Regions from separate parts of the Homo sapiens genome. Here regions 2 and 3 are each linked to region 1. A link is a contact called in ENCODE Hi-C or POLR2A ChIA-PET data. All regions are on one chromosome and are shown on one strand. Each heading gives the region's core, a stretch centred on a gene start or an enhancer-like site at or near the end of the contact. The rest is flanking DNA. Distances are from core to core; before and after follow the strand shown. Region 1 holds the start of GPC6 (glypican 6). Region 2 holds the start of LINC00391 (long intergenic non-protein coding RNA 391). Region 3 holds the start of GPR180 (G protein-coupled receptor 180).

Region 1 (4,224 bases), core at 970-3,469:
CCTTTTTGTCTAAACCAGATGCCTGCTCCTCCATATGACCTCTCTCCTGTCTGGTCAGGCCTCTTCCAGGAACTTCCATAACATTCCATTCTCATTCCAATCCCTTGTCTAGGCTCCTGCTGTGGCTCTCAGTGTTAACTGGAATGTTTGACTTTGTCTCTTACACCACTGCAAACAGTGTGACATTACTCAACAAATGGACCAGGCAGGGTTAAGGTCACCAGTAAAGCAAGTTATCTAATTCTTTGGTCTGACTTGAGTTCACAAACCTACCCTAAACTATTTGACTCTCCTGATGGAATTAAACTAATCTATTTAGTCATTCGTCTCATGTAATATCTTTGCCACAAATCCTAAGATCATTTTATAAGTATAGGGACGGTGTGCAATAGTCTAGTGCTATAAAGTTGTATTGAGTGCTCATTCAATACTTAACAATTAGCTGATCTTCAAATAATTTAAAACCACATATACTATGCTTTTACCCATTCTTCCTTTACCTCCATTTAAAATAATGAATTATCTGCTATACTGAGTCAGGGTAAATTACAATGAGTCCCAGGATAAGGTGGTAGGACAGGAAGTGTGTGTTTTTACCCTCTTCCTCTGGAGTGCATAATGCTTTACTATGATACAAAGAGAAGTTTGAAGGAAGTCACGTTGTCAAATATGACAGAAGTAATAACTTGACTGCAATTCCTGAGCCTATCAACCTCACCGTTTGTCCACAAACATAACCAGAATATATTTTATCTTGATTTCCGACTTGAGGGAAAATAAGTTCAGTGATTTAAGATCTGCCAGTTAGCATAAATATTGTGAAAGCAAAAAACTGTGCTAAAATTTTAAGAGAAAAAAAGTTAAGTGTGTTGCGTTTTCAGAAAGATTTAGCTATGGAGTTTTTTTTTTTGTTTTGTTTTGTTTTTTTTTTTTTTGGTTTTGTTTTGTCTTGACCTATGAGTTTGAAGAAGACAAAGTGGCTCTGTAAATAAGTCGACTTCATTTTTAAAGCGTTTGGAAAGGTTAAATGAGGTTGAATCTTGAGAGTCTTTTTGGTGGTTAGGAGAGGGGGAATTTATTAAAGAGAGGAAGACAATGTACCTAATATGTTGTGATGATAATGACAAACTCAAAGATTTAAACTTCATGAGTCATTCTGGTCATTCATATCATCATCAGGAAAACATCTTCATGTGTAGCTTCATAGGTGAGCTCCACAAAACTGTGCATTACCTTGTAGTAGTTTGTGAATAATGTGCTGACCTATGACACATAGCCACGTAAGTGAATAAACACTATTATTATTATTATTTTGTCTTGGTTTTCATTAAACTATCTTAGTAGTTTCAGGAGCTCTGGGTTTCAACACACACTTCTGCCAGCTGACTTTAGTGCGTCCATTAGCATAACAAAGTCAATTAGGCAAACCTGAATTTTCACTTTTATCCCGTTCACAGAACATCAGTGTAAATGGAGACAGGAAGAAGAAATTGGATTGATTCTCCACTTGAGAATTATGTTAACTTGGAAGAAAATGTTAAGTCTACTATGTGAGGGCATCTAGTGAGAGGGAAGGAATCACCTCCCTTCCCCCATTATGTCCCTTTATGCACCTCTGACCCTTGTGCTCTCCTTTTCTTGTTGCTTCTGTGGTCTGGTTGTTAGCTTTCCCGATCCTCCACACATTAGAAACCTAAGCATAATGATTTCTGATCGAAGGCTATGAGATATTTGAAATAAAAAAAGGGGAAATTGTTGAGTCTAGAACCAAACCTTTAAAAATTAAGAACTACCAGTCTGTAATGTGTGCCTTTAGAAAAAAACAAAGTCAAACAGAAATTAGGCAACTAGTTAGAGCCGTGATTGTGCTCTGCCACCCATGAACTCCCGTCTATGACTATTTCCACTCTGGCTTTGTGTTTCAGTAGGTCAGGGACACATATTAAGAGCAACAATTGGAACTGCGTTATCCTTTACCTCCATAAAAATACAGCTTAATAACATGTTAATGACTTAAAATTACCTTGTCTTTCTAGATTGTTTATTGATGTCATTTCAGATCGGTATAAAGGATGTGAAGTGAATAAGAAAATAGGTACGTTTCTTTTTCTTTTTTTCCCCTTTCTACCGACTAGGAAGAGATCCAGTCCAGGTTTTGCCTTTGACTCGGCCTGTGAATTTCGGCTGTGCAATGTGTAGCACGTTTCTTTCTCCCCCCTCCTTTCTCCTTCCCTCTTGCCTCCAGTGACTGTCTCCAGGATTTCTCTCTTCCTATTTCAGGAGGACTCTCACAGGCTCCCACAGCCTGTGTTAAGCTGAGGTTTCCCCTAGATCTCGTATATCCCCAACACATACCTCCACGCACACACATCCCCAAGAACCTCGAGCTCACACCAACAGACACACGCGCGCATACACACTCGCTCTCGCTTGTCCATCTCCCTCCCGGGGGAGCCGGCGCGCGCTCCCACCTTTGCCGCACACTCCGGCGAGCCGAGCCCGCAGCGCTCCAGGATTCTGCGGCTCGGAACTCGGATTGCAGCTCTGAACCCCCATGGTGGTTTTTTAAACACTTCTTTTCCTTCTCTTCCTCGTTTTGATTGCACCGTTTCCATCTGGGGGCTAGAGGAGCAAGGCAGCAGCCTTCCCAGCCAGCCCTTGTTGGCTTGCCATCGTCCATCTGGCTTATAAAAGTTTGCTGAGCGCAGTCCAGAGGGCTGCGCTGCTCGTCCCCTCGGCTGGCAGAAGGGGGTGACGCTGGGCAGCGGCGAGGAGCGCGCCGCTGCCTCTGGCGGGCTTTCGGCTTGAGGGGCAAGGTGAAGAGCGCACCGGCCGTGGGGTTTACCGAGCTGGATTTGTATGTTGCACCATGCCTTCTTGGATCGGGGCTGTGATTCTTCCCCTCTTGGGGCTGCTGCTCTCCCTCCCCGCCGGGGCGGATGTGAAGGCTCGGAGCTGCGGAGAGGTCCGCCAGGCGTACGGTGCCAAGGGATTCAGCCTGGCGGACATCCCCTACCAGGAGATCGCAGGTAAGCGCGGGCGCGCTGCAGGGGCAGGCTGCAGCCCTCGGCTGCCGCACGTCCCACTGGCCGCCCGGCGTCCCCTTCCTTCCCCCTGTTGCTGAGTTGGTGCTCACTTTCTGCCACCGCTATGGGACTCCGCGTCTCCGTGTTGGGCGGCGGATGCTCCTGCGGCTTCTTCGGCGGGGGAAGGTGTGCGTCTCCGCCGCCTCATTGTGTGCACACGCGGGAGCACCCTGGCTCCCGCCTCCCGCTGCTCTCGCGCCCTTCTACCCCTTAGTTGATGGCTCAGGCCCGGCTGGCCAGGGAGCCCGGGTCACTCCGGGGCGGCTGCAAGGCGCAGACGGAGAGCCGAGCCGGGCGCTCACTCCGCGTTCTGGTTCGGGCAAACTTGGAAGAACTGCGACCGCAGTTTGCCCAGCGCCACAGTCTGAGTGGCGCCTTCTCCACTCCCGCCCTTGCGCCGGCAGGGGCGGTGGAGAGACGCGGAGGGCTCCCCCAGCCCCTCTCTCCCCTATCCGTCCTTCGGGCGACAGAGCGCCCGGCGCTCGGGCCGGGGGCGGGCAAGGCTGGGAGGGACCCTCGCCGGGGACCTGGCCTCTGGACGCCGGCGTTTCAAGGCTGGTTTGGGGACTTCACGGGCTGCCTGTTTCAGATGTGGGGCGGGCTTTCCCGTTAGGGTTCCTCAGTGCTTCCCCAGTTGCTGTTGGCCACTCAGGGCCCGGGGACACCCTGCCACCCGGTCTGGAGCCGGCCTCGTCTGCCAGCGAACAGCCAACTTTAGCGGGTGGCTCAGCTGGGGATTCGGGTCCGGGTTCGGGGGCCCCGTGTCCCCCGCATGCCCGGCCACTGGCATTGCTCCACCAAGAGCTTGAGAGCGCCCACCCTTTCTCTCGGCGCCAGTGTGTGTAGCACTTGGTCTCCGACAACTTGCGCGGCAGTCTGGGTGCTTGTTTTCCGGCTCTTAGCTCCAACCGAATCCGAGCTTCTCTGGGGCTCTGTGAATGAAACGTGTCGGGGAGAGATAATCCTTTGGCTGCTAAAGAACAGAACTGAGAGAGGCCGAGGGAGGCCAGGAGATGCTGCGAGGGCGCGGGCTGCTCAAACCGGGCAGCTGAAGTCCTTAGTGACCTCAGATCGTCAAGTCAAAACGCTGAATTTCCACCAGCCTCTGTCTGCTTTTTGCCAAATAACTGGTGGATGG
Region 2 (4,224 bases), core at 1,175-3,674, 1.5 Mb after region 1:
ATTCATTCATTCATTCATTCGTTCATTCATTCATACCACGACTATTCAGTGAGCACCTACCATGTGCCAGACACAGTATTAGACTCTCAAAAACGCGGCATAAATGGAAACTAGGCCCTGAAGCCAGAGCCTCAGGACTGGCTCCCGGGAATGTTTGAAGATCATCGCGTATCTTGGAATTGCCAGGCTTCCTGCTCCACAGATTCCAGCGCTGGGCAAATGGACACAAGGAAACATAACTTCTGCATAACTTTTACTACTTCTTTCCTTTTTTCTTTTTTCAAGTAGCAAAGGACCATTAATTAGAAGAATAATTACTGCTACCCTATATTATCCCAACCTGTTCAATTTCTATCTGCCGCAGACAATGCTAATAATGGCAATTATTGCTTCTATAAACATCCCGAGGCAGCACTCTTCCCCCCGCAGTGTGTGTGTGTGTGTTTAAAGAATATATATAAAAAGTTCCCCGGCTCATTTGCATAGCTTCATCTTTACCTTTTCCCATTCAGCCCTTGCAAAAGCATATCTATTCAAAGCCCTTGCAAAAAGCATATCTATTCAAAGGGCATTTAGTCCATTTCTTTCTTGGCCGGTAAACCTATTCATCAATTGTTCTGCCTTGTAGATCGCATTCTAATGCTAATCTAGCGTGTTAAATATCTTTTTGTTCCCCTTTCACCGTTTTGTCATTCAGTTTATCCAGTTTTGGTCACCCATTTTATTTATTTATGCGCCTGCTCCTATTCAGGGGCTCATGTATTTTTTATTATGTTGTTTCACTGTCACGCAGTGTCAACTTAGTCTATTCAATGGGGGCTACTTGAAGGCCGGAGGGACAAAGCGTGTACACATTGCACCGCTATTCATTCCGGCCAGCTGGATCGGCTGAAAAAAAAACCTTGTGAAAAGAAACGCCTCACAATGGACACAGAAGAAGTGCACAATGCTAACAGTTTTCCAAATACCACTGATTGGTTTCTTCACAATGAGGAGAAAGCCGCCGCTTTTTCTTAGCTCCACTTCAACAAACAACACTCTCACAAAACCTCCCAACCCTGCGTTTTGTTCTCGGACAAAACCTCCTCGACTGTCTAAACGCTCCCACTGAAGGACAAAAAAAAAAAAAAGGATAAAAAAAGCTCTTTTCACCATTTCCCTTTTTTTCCCCCCTGCAAGAGAGAAAAAAGAAAAGGGGGGGAGGAATTGTCAGTGCATTAATAATATCAGTCTTTTAAAAGAAGAGGGCTGACCTTTGAGATGCACTGGGCTGAGGGAGAAAGAAAGGAGGAGAGATTAATAAAGTTTGGACGGCTCCCTCGGCCTCCGCTGGGCCGCGGGCGCAAGAAAGACGCGGACCCTCGAGGCGGACGAGTTGCGGGAACTTCGCTTGCCTGGAGGACACGGCGGCCCAGGCGGCCGGGAGCGCCGGCGCCGAGCCGCGCTCTGATTGGCTGGCGCGACCGTCCCTATCTGCTCCGGGGAGAGTGGAATCTTCTCTCCATCTTCTGCGCCCCGAGCCTGGGGTGAGAGGGAGATCCGCGGTGCTTTCTCCTATCTTCTTGGGGGAGGGGGAGGAGGAAATTGTCAAGGGAAGTAACAATCGCGGCCAGCAACCCTGCTCTCCCAAAGCCACCCCCTCGCGCGACAGCGTCCCCAGCACCAGTTCTTACTGCTTACACAGCGCAATTCCACCTGTTTGCACAAAGCCCGAAGCAACATGCCTGGCCCCTTGGATACGAGGCTTGCTTCAAGTTTTGGGACAACGGTGAATACCAAAGAAATTGCATCATGGCTTTAAAAAAAACCTTGAAAAGAAACGAAAATAGAAGAATAAAAGGAAGGGAAAGAAGAAAGATGGAAGGAAGGAAGGAGAGAGAAGGAAAGAAAGAAAAATGGAGAAACAGGGAGAGAGACGGAGATAGATAAAGAGATGGAGATAGAGATCGCGAGCCAGCAGCAGCTCTCTGCCCAATCACAGCGCTGCATTTGTGGGCCACTTTCAGACGCTTACACCACCCACCCCCGGGCCTTTCTCTACGCCCTCTTGCCCCGGAGCCGCTCCCCCCGCTCCAACCCCTTACTTCTGCACAGTCTAACTTGGCAGGAGGCTCTCTGCAGGCGCAAAACCCGCCAACTTGTTAGCAAGACCATTGGAGTCAGAATGGGTGATAAACGAGTCTGTGGGGCCTGTGGAGGTCCTCAAACAGCCGCACAATCTGTTGGCGATATGACCTCGGTGCTCCCCCTCGGCATCCTCACCCCTCCTCTTACCCATCTTTCCAGTCCTCTTCTCATTCATCAACAACTCCGGAGCGTTTCTCCCAGAAAACGCTGATCTTTGGGAAAAGGGGAGGGGGCGGGAGGAGGCGGGGAGTCTTCAGGCCGAGGAGGCGGCCGAGCTGGAAGGCTCAGGGTGGTAACTAAGATTTAGGGCTGGGGTGATTTCCAGCGAGCCGCAGGAAGTTCCGTGTTGAGAAGGGATGGGCTGCTACAAAAGGGAAAGACGAAGCCTTGAAAGGATTTAATTAACCGTGTCAGGGATAATTACCCCTGGACAGTCCAAATTAGTTTTGCATAATCGCTCAGAACCATATGAATTAACTTATAATATTGCAAAGAGCTCAGGGAATAACAGGAGAGGGATCATTTTAATTAGTGAATCAGGGTCAAACCAGCAGAGCCTATTTCTCACATTTCCAAAACTTTTCATGGTTTTTAAAATATTATTCCGTTGGGGGAAAACAATGACTTTAAAGACTTGGGTCGTTTATAAAGACGTGCAGCTCCAGAGATGGTCTCAATGGGGAAACTGGTTTAAGACTTGTATATAGTATCTTGAGAATTTCCATTTTGGTTGCGGGGGGGCGAGATCTTCCTATTTTTTTTTTTCTGACAGTCTTCTATTTCTTGTCTAAAATTAAAATCCTTTATGATTTTTCAAACTTTAGTAGCAATTTGTCTAGCCCTAGAAATCCAACCCTCTCCATTTGAATGTTATACTTCTACTTTAATGCGATTAGCATAACAAAATTAAGTCCTAAAGAGGCCAAAATTTGTACTTTGTCGTTAGTAGTGATTATCCTTCCAAATAAAACCTTAAGGTGTCAACAAGGAATACCCCAAAGATAGGAGAACAAATTACACTGATTTAAGTGGTGGGGCTCTTCAACTAACAAGATAAAGTGGTCAAGCAACTTTCCCCTCTTAAAATGTTACTAGAAACTGGTGAAATGCTTTGAAAGGTCTGGATGTTTTCAATGGGCTCTGTTCTACTGGTTCATGAATGCCTTTTTTTTGTTGTTGTTAAAGCTAATACAACGACTTGGGCTTTTTAAAAATCTTCTTTCCTATTCACGATTAAAAATGTGATAAATCAGGTTTTTGGCTCTGAATAACAATGGCTTGATTTAGATTTCCTAGTAAATCTATTCAAAAGTGAAACAAAGGGTGCCTTTGGAGGATACCTTACACTTCACCTGGACCAGGCACGTAAGGGCAATTCAGATAAAAATCTTGTTAGGAACTCAACAAGAAATAGAAGATTTTTCTTTTCCCTGGTTCAGGCTTTATTTAAACTCTTTGTTCAAAAAAAATGAACAGAGTGATAGTCGGATTCTAATTTACAGATATACCTTAGACGTCTAATATTAAATTAGAAGGTCACACTAGAAAATCATTTACACATAAAGGTTAAAACCATATTTAAAATTTTAAAAACTTTATATTACATAAAGCCAAAATGAAACTAAATACATGTTAGCCAACTTCATTCACAAACATTAGTCAAAATATATACATTTAAAAAGAAACAAAGCTAATAATTGAAGGTTCCTTTTTTCTAAAATGTGTTTTATTGCAATTTGCAAATGAATTGCAGGTGATCTAAAAAATAAGCCAATTGAGGAGGGAAATCCAAAACACATTAAACCAGCTCAACTTGGGAGAGAAATGCTAGCTGAAAATGAGAGACATCTGTTGAAACAATTCTGTGCTTTTTTTCTTCAGTTTTGCTAAATAATAAATATATAATTACCAGACAAAAAAGTCTGATTTAATCTTCGATAAAATTGCGATTCTGAAATAGTTTCGCAATTTTTAAAAGTTAACTTTGATATTCGCTCAAAATGTTTTTGAGTCTAAAGTCGACTCAAACTTAGGGCAACGAAAATAACACATTTTCCAAGCCTCAATGTTTTCACTGACATATACACATTTACAATC
Region 3 (4,224 bases), core at 805-3,304, 1.4 Mb after region 1:
GATTGTGCCACTGCACTCCAGCCTGAGTGACAGAGTGATACTCTGTCTCAAAAAAAGAAAATGCAACTACACAGCGCAGAAGGGCCTGGACACATAATCATCTTGGGTCCAAATACTCCCTAGAAGTTTCCCATTGGCCACTTGGAGCTCACCTCATATAAATGAAGTGGTGGCCCCCAATAGGTCTGATTCTTGGGGAAAGCAATGAATCAGAGGCTGAAGTGGAGTTACAAAGGTCACACTCCTGTGCAAACATCTGATTGGTTGCAAAAAGCAATGTTACAGAGTTACAAAGTTGCACTTCTATGCAAACGAAGACTCAGCTGGCAATCAGTCTGACTGGGTAGGGACAGCCAATTTCTTATCTGCCTCACAGAAAAGGTGGGGATTTGCAAAGGGCATAGCCTCTGGTCCTTTTGTTACTTAGGGTGGAAAGTTAGGGTTTTCCTTTAATAGTTCTAGAAAGTCGGTGTAAAAACGCCTTAGGTTCCCTCACCCCAGGCCCTATTCTCCTGCCTCACTTTCATTAAGACAGGTATAGCCAGCAAGGTGGCTTACGCCTGTAATCCCAGCACTTTGGGAGGCCAAGGCGGGCAGATCACCTGAGGTCGGGAGTTTGGGACCAGTCTGATCAACATGGAGAAATCCCATCTCTACTAAAAATAAAAAATTAGTCGGGCATGGTGGCGCATGCCTGCAGTCCCAGCTTCTCGGGAGGCTGAGGTGGGATAATCGCTTGAATCCGGGAGGCAGAGGTTGAGGTGAGCCGAGATCGCGCCATTGCACTCCAGTCTGAGCAACAAGAGTGAAACTCCGTCTCAAAAAAAAAAAAAGTGTAGTCACTGACCAGCTGGAGCTGACAATAGAGGCGGAGATTTCAGACACATGAATGGATACTTACAGTACAGTGCGTGAGTGCTCTGGTAGGGAAGTAAGGGATTCTGGTTCCAGGGGCATCTACTACAGACTTAGGGGTTTGAGAAAGGCTTCTTAAAGTGCCTTGGGAAGGAGGAGTAAAGGAGGAAAAGGAAGGTGAGGAGGTCCAGTGTTGGAATAAGCAGAAGTATTCTAGCCAGAGGGATCAGGGAGTGATATAGGCCTAGAAGGGAGAACTTGGGAGTGTTCAGGAAACCAACGGCGGTAAGGATGGAGATGAGAAAAAACAGACATTTGAGAGTTGAAGAGCCATATTCTAGAGTTTGGGTTGTGTGCTAAAGGCAATTGAGAACCTTTCAAGGCAAGTGCAGCAAATTGTTTCCTACAGCTTTCTGTGGCTGTAGGGTAGAGATGGATTGTAGCCAATTAGAATGAAGACTGTAGAGACGGTCTTTGCCATAGGCCAACAAAGTGATGAACTGAGTAGGACTGTGGCCGCTGCTTCCCACCCTCACCAGAAGAAGGGCTAATCCACACTTGTTATTGAATTGATTGAATTGCGGGGGGGGGGGGGCCTACAATTCCCAGCGGTCTGGTCTGCGGGCGGGGGTGGGGGTGGGGGTAATGTAATTCGAGAAGCCAGAGAACCTAGGAGGGAAAAATCGGCTGGAGATGCCAAGAGAAGGCATGCGTTAAATTGTGGTCATGCGGAGCTAAGTGTCTTTGAGACATTAAATCGGACACGTCCTGTAGGTTATACAGGCGCCAAGGAAGAAAATCTGCATAAGAACACAGTTTTTTCTTTGCGGGAGTTTAACTCTCTCGGCCAGAAACAGTCCTGTCCTGCATTTCTTAAGTTTTTTCCGAATCCCACAAGCCCTTCGAAGGCCCCGCGGACTCGTGCCAGCGCGCCCGCGCATGCTCAGTAGCAAGACGTGCTAGGCAATGAGGAGGGAGATGAGTTTTCCGTAACCTGAAGCAACATCCTCCTGATTCCTCATTAAAGAAAAAGGCGGGAACTAGTCAAAAGCCGGGGACTGATGGGACGCTAGGATCTGCGCGTCCCGCCCATTTCGGCCTCTGACTGGTGAATGTCTTCGGCTTATGGCAGAGGAGCCCGCCTCATTGGCTCTCAGGCTCCAGAGCAGCAGGTCTCCGGCGCCCACCCCGCCTCCCCCAGCTGCCGACGTGGGGCGGGCAGCCGCCGGCGGCTGGGAGCCGAGGCGTCGGTGCAGACCTGGAGACGGGCATGGGGGGGCTGCGGCTGCTGGCTGTGGCCCTCACGTGCTGCTGGTGGCCGCAGGGCAGCCAGGGTAAGACCCTGCGGGGCAGCTTCAGCAGCACCGCGGCCCAGGACGCCCAGGGCCAGCGCATCGGCCACTTCGAGTTCCATGGTAGGTCTGGGGGCGGGGAGGGGGATGAAGGCGCGCTGGCCCATCCCGCCGGCTGAGTCCGCCGGCCGCTCCTCCCGGCCCCTCCCTGCCACGTTGGGCGAGGCCGGCGACTTCCCCAGCCTCACCTGGACCTCCAGCGTTGCAGCAGCTGCCGCGAATGGTGGGATGCGTTCCTTGCCAACCCCGCTGGTGCGGCTTTCCAGCCCCAGGCAGCGGCCTCTCGCCACTAGTGATCGTGTTCCGCACCTGAAAGCTGGTTTCCATTTCCCCAACCCTCCCCTTGGAAGCCAATGTGCAAAAGACTGGTCGGCCGCATCTTTCCAGATCCTTCCCGCAAAGAAGCATATTTGCTCCTTCCTGTCTCGGCCACACTGTGACGGGAGAATTTAACCCTAGAAACTTAAATTTCCTTTTTTTTTTTTTTTTTTTTAAAGACCAATTTCCTGAGACCTACTTGCAACAGAGTGGTTTTGGAAACCAAGTAAAACACTTGATAATGTAGTTGTTATATTGAGCAGTTTGGTTACTTGGCTACTAGGGCAGTAGATTTACTATGGGCAGTAAGGCCTAGAATTAAGCTGATGAAAATGCATTTAAGTAGCATCTTGGAAGCTCCCTAATTTGTGTTCTGTGTGGCTCTTCTGAAATCAGAGTTGCGTTTGATTTCAGACCTTTTGGTCTTCCTCAAAAATCAGTAATTATTCCTTCAATAAATGCATTTGCAATTCATTCTAATTTTGGTCTCATTTGCACTCTCACAATTTAAGTGTTTTTCTTGGTACTCTTAATTTGACTAGTGCTGTATTTCAAATAATTATTTGCCTTGATGACATTAGGAACTTTGATTTGTACAGTCTTTAGCATTAAAAGATGCAACGATGAACATCAGAATATTGGCCTAGAAAATATTGTTAGGAGAAGATAATAGAAACGGAACTACTTTGGTGAGAAAAGGAATTTAAAGTATTGGGAAATTACAGAATTGACAGAATAAAGGGAAGGGATCCTGATTTTTTTTTTTTTTGAAGTTTTTAAGATAGCTAAGAAAAGGAGTTTCAGTAACCCAGTTTTTCAAAATCCAATGTGGAATATATTTTGGGTGAATGAAGAAGAAACACTAGAAACAATTTTATTATTTTTTGTAACATTTTGAGTTTCTCATTCAACGGACTGTAACCATACTTTGAGTATTGACAGCCACTGTCTTAAATGGCACAATGTGGACAGTGTTGGAAAATGTGGGATGTATAGAAGACGTGGGTTATTACTTAGGACCAGCAGAGAGACTTGGACGACCTCATAGTTCCTGATGATCATCTGGTAAACGTGGAGGAGAAACATGTACTAAATTCAGATTTCTCAAGACAGATTGGGGATAAGGTGTTTCAAGTGCGTTCATTCTGTTTCATATGTGTAAAATCACATATAGTTATTACCAATTTTCATGAATCCCAATTCAGTAAAATAATAATACAAAAACTATACTGAAACAATGAACTGTAACTCGGAATGCAATTTACAGTGTCAATTGGGCCTCAGAGTCACTTGTAAGACTTCAAAATATGTAATCAATTTATGTAAGAGACTTGCACATTCTTTGATATATATACTGTATATTTAAATATATTTAAAATGTTTAATCAAAGTGGTAATTATAGTAATAAAAGCATAGAAAAAAAATTTCCAGGAGAATAGAAGATCTTAAAATGAAAAACAGTCTCCTGTCTTAGCTCTTTCACCCAGAATCCCTTTCCCTAGAGGCAATAACTTACTGCCATTTCTGTTCTGGGCCTTAAATGTAGTTGGTGTGTGCAACCAGGTTCATTCTGTATTCATCTTACAACATATATTATTCTGAAAGTTCTTTTTTTTTAAAAAGGAAGCCAGACTCGTTGGGTGGCTCCTGCCTGTAATCCCACCACTTTGGGAGGCAGAGGTGGGCAGATCACTTGAG

The links. A loop is a pair of places that touch in the nucleus more often than their neighbours do. ChIA-PET counts read pairs that join two places held with the same protein, here RNA polymerase II (POLR2A). Pooled maps may share reads with other maps.
Region 2: a loop to region 1 is called in a map of naive thymus-derived CD4-positive, alpha-beta T cell, with 7 times the contacts of the local background. The contact joins the promoter of LINC00391 here to the promoter of GPC6 in region 1. A Hi-C loop is called at or near these places in 1 of 168 maps with a recorded cell type or tissue (naive thymus-derived CD4-positive, alpha-beta T cell), 3 of 37 single-sample maps with no recorded cell type and 7 of 50 pooled maps.
Region 3: a loop to region 1 is called in a map of ascending aorta, with 5 times the contacts of the local background. The contact joins the promoter of GPR180 here to the promoter of GPC6 in region 1. A Hi-C loop is called at or near these places in 1 of 168 maps with a recorded cell type or tissue (ascending aorta) and 6 of 50 pooled maps. POLR2A ChIA-PET finds 5 or more read pairs at or near these places in 1 of 52 experiments (MCF 10A).

The regions. Positions count from the first base shown.
Region 1 is chr13:93,224,588-93,228,811 of GRCh38, forward strand. It overlaps GPC6 (glypican 6), which reads left to right and starts at 2,220. Exons shown (of 9, transcript NM_005708.5): 1 at 2,220-3,029. The coding sequence starts at 2,870. RefSeq lists enhancers at 1-406, 2,813-3,655 and a silencer at 3,709-4,003.
Region 2 is chr13:94,706,077-94,710,300 of GRCh38, forward strand. LINC00391 (long intergenic non-protein coding RNA 391) reads right to left here and starts at 2,425. Exons shown (of 3, transcript NR_170286.1): 1 at 2,275-2,425. It overlaps SOX21 (SRY-box transcription factor 21), which reads right to left. Exons shown (of 1, transcript NM_007084.4): 1 at 3,546-4,224. RefSeq lists enhancers at 1-1,687, 352-1,033.
Region 3 is chr13:94,599,803-94,604,026 of GRCh38, forward strand. It overlaps GPR180 (G protein-coupled receptor 180), which reads left to right and starts at 2,055. Exons shown (of 9, transcript NM_180989.6): 1 at 2,055-2,270. The coding sequence starts at 2,126. RefSeq lists an enhancer at 1,793-2,087 and a silencer at 1,866-2,465.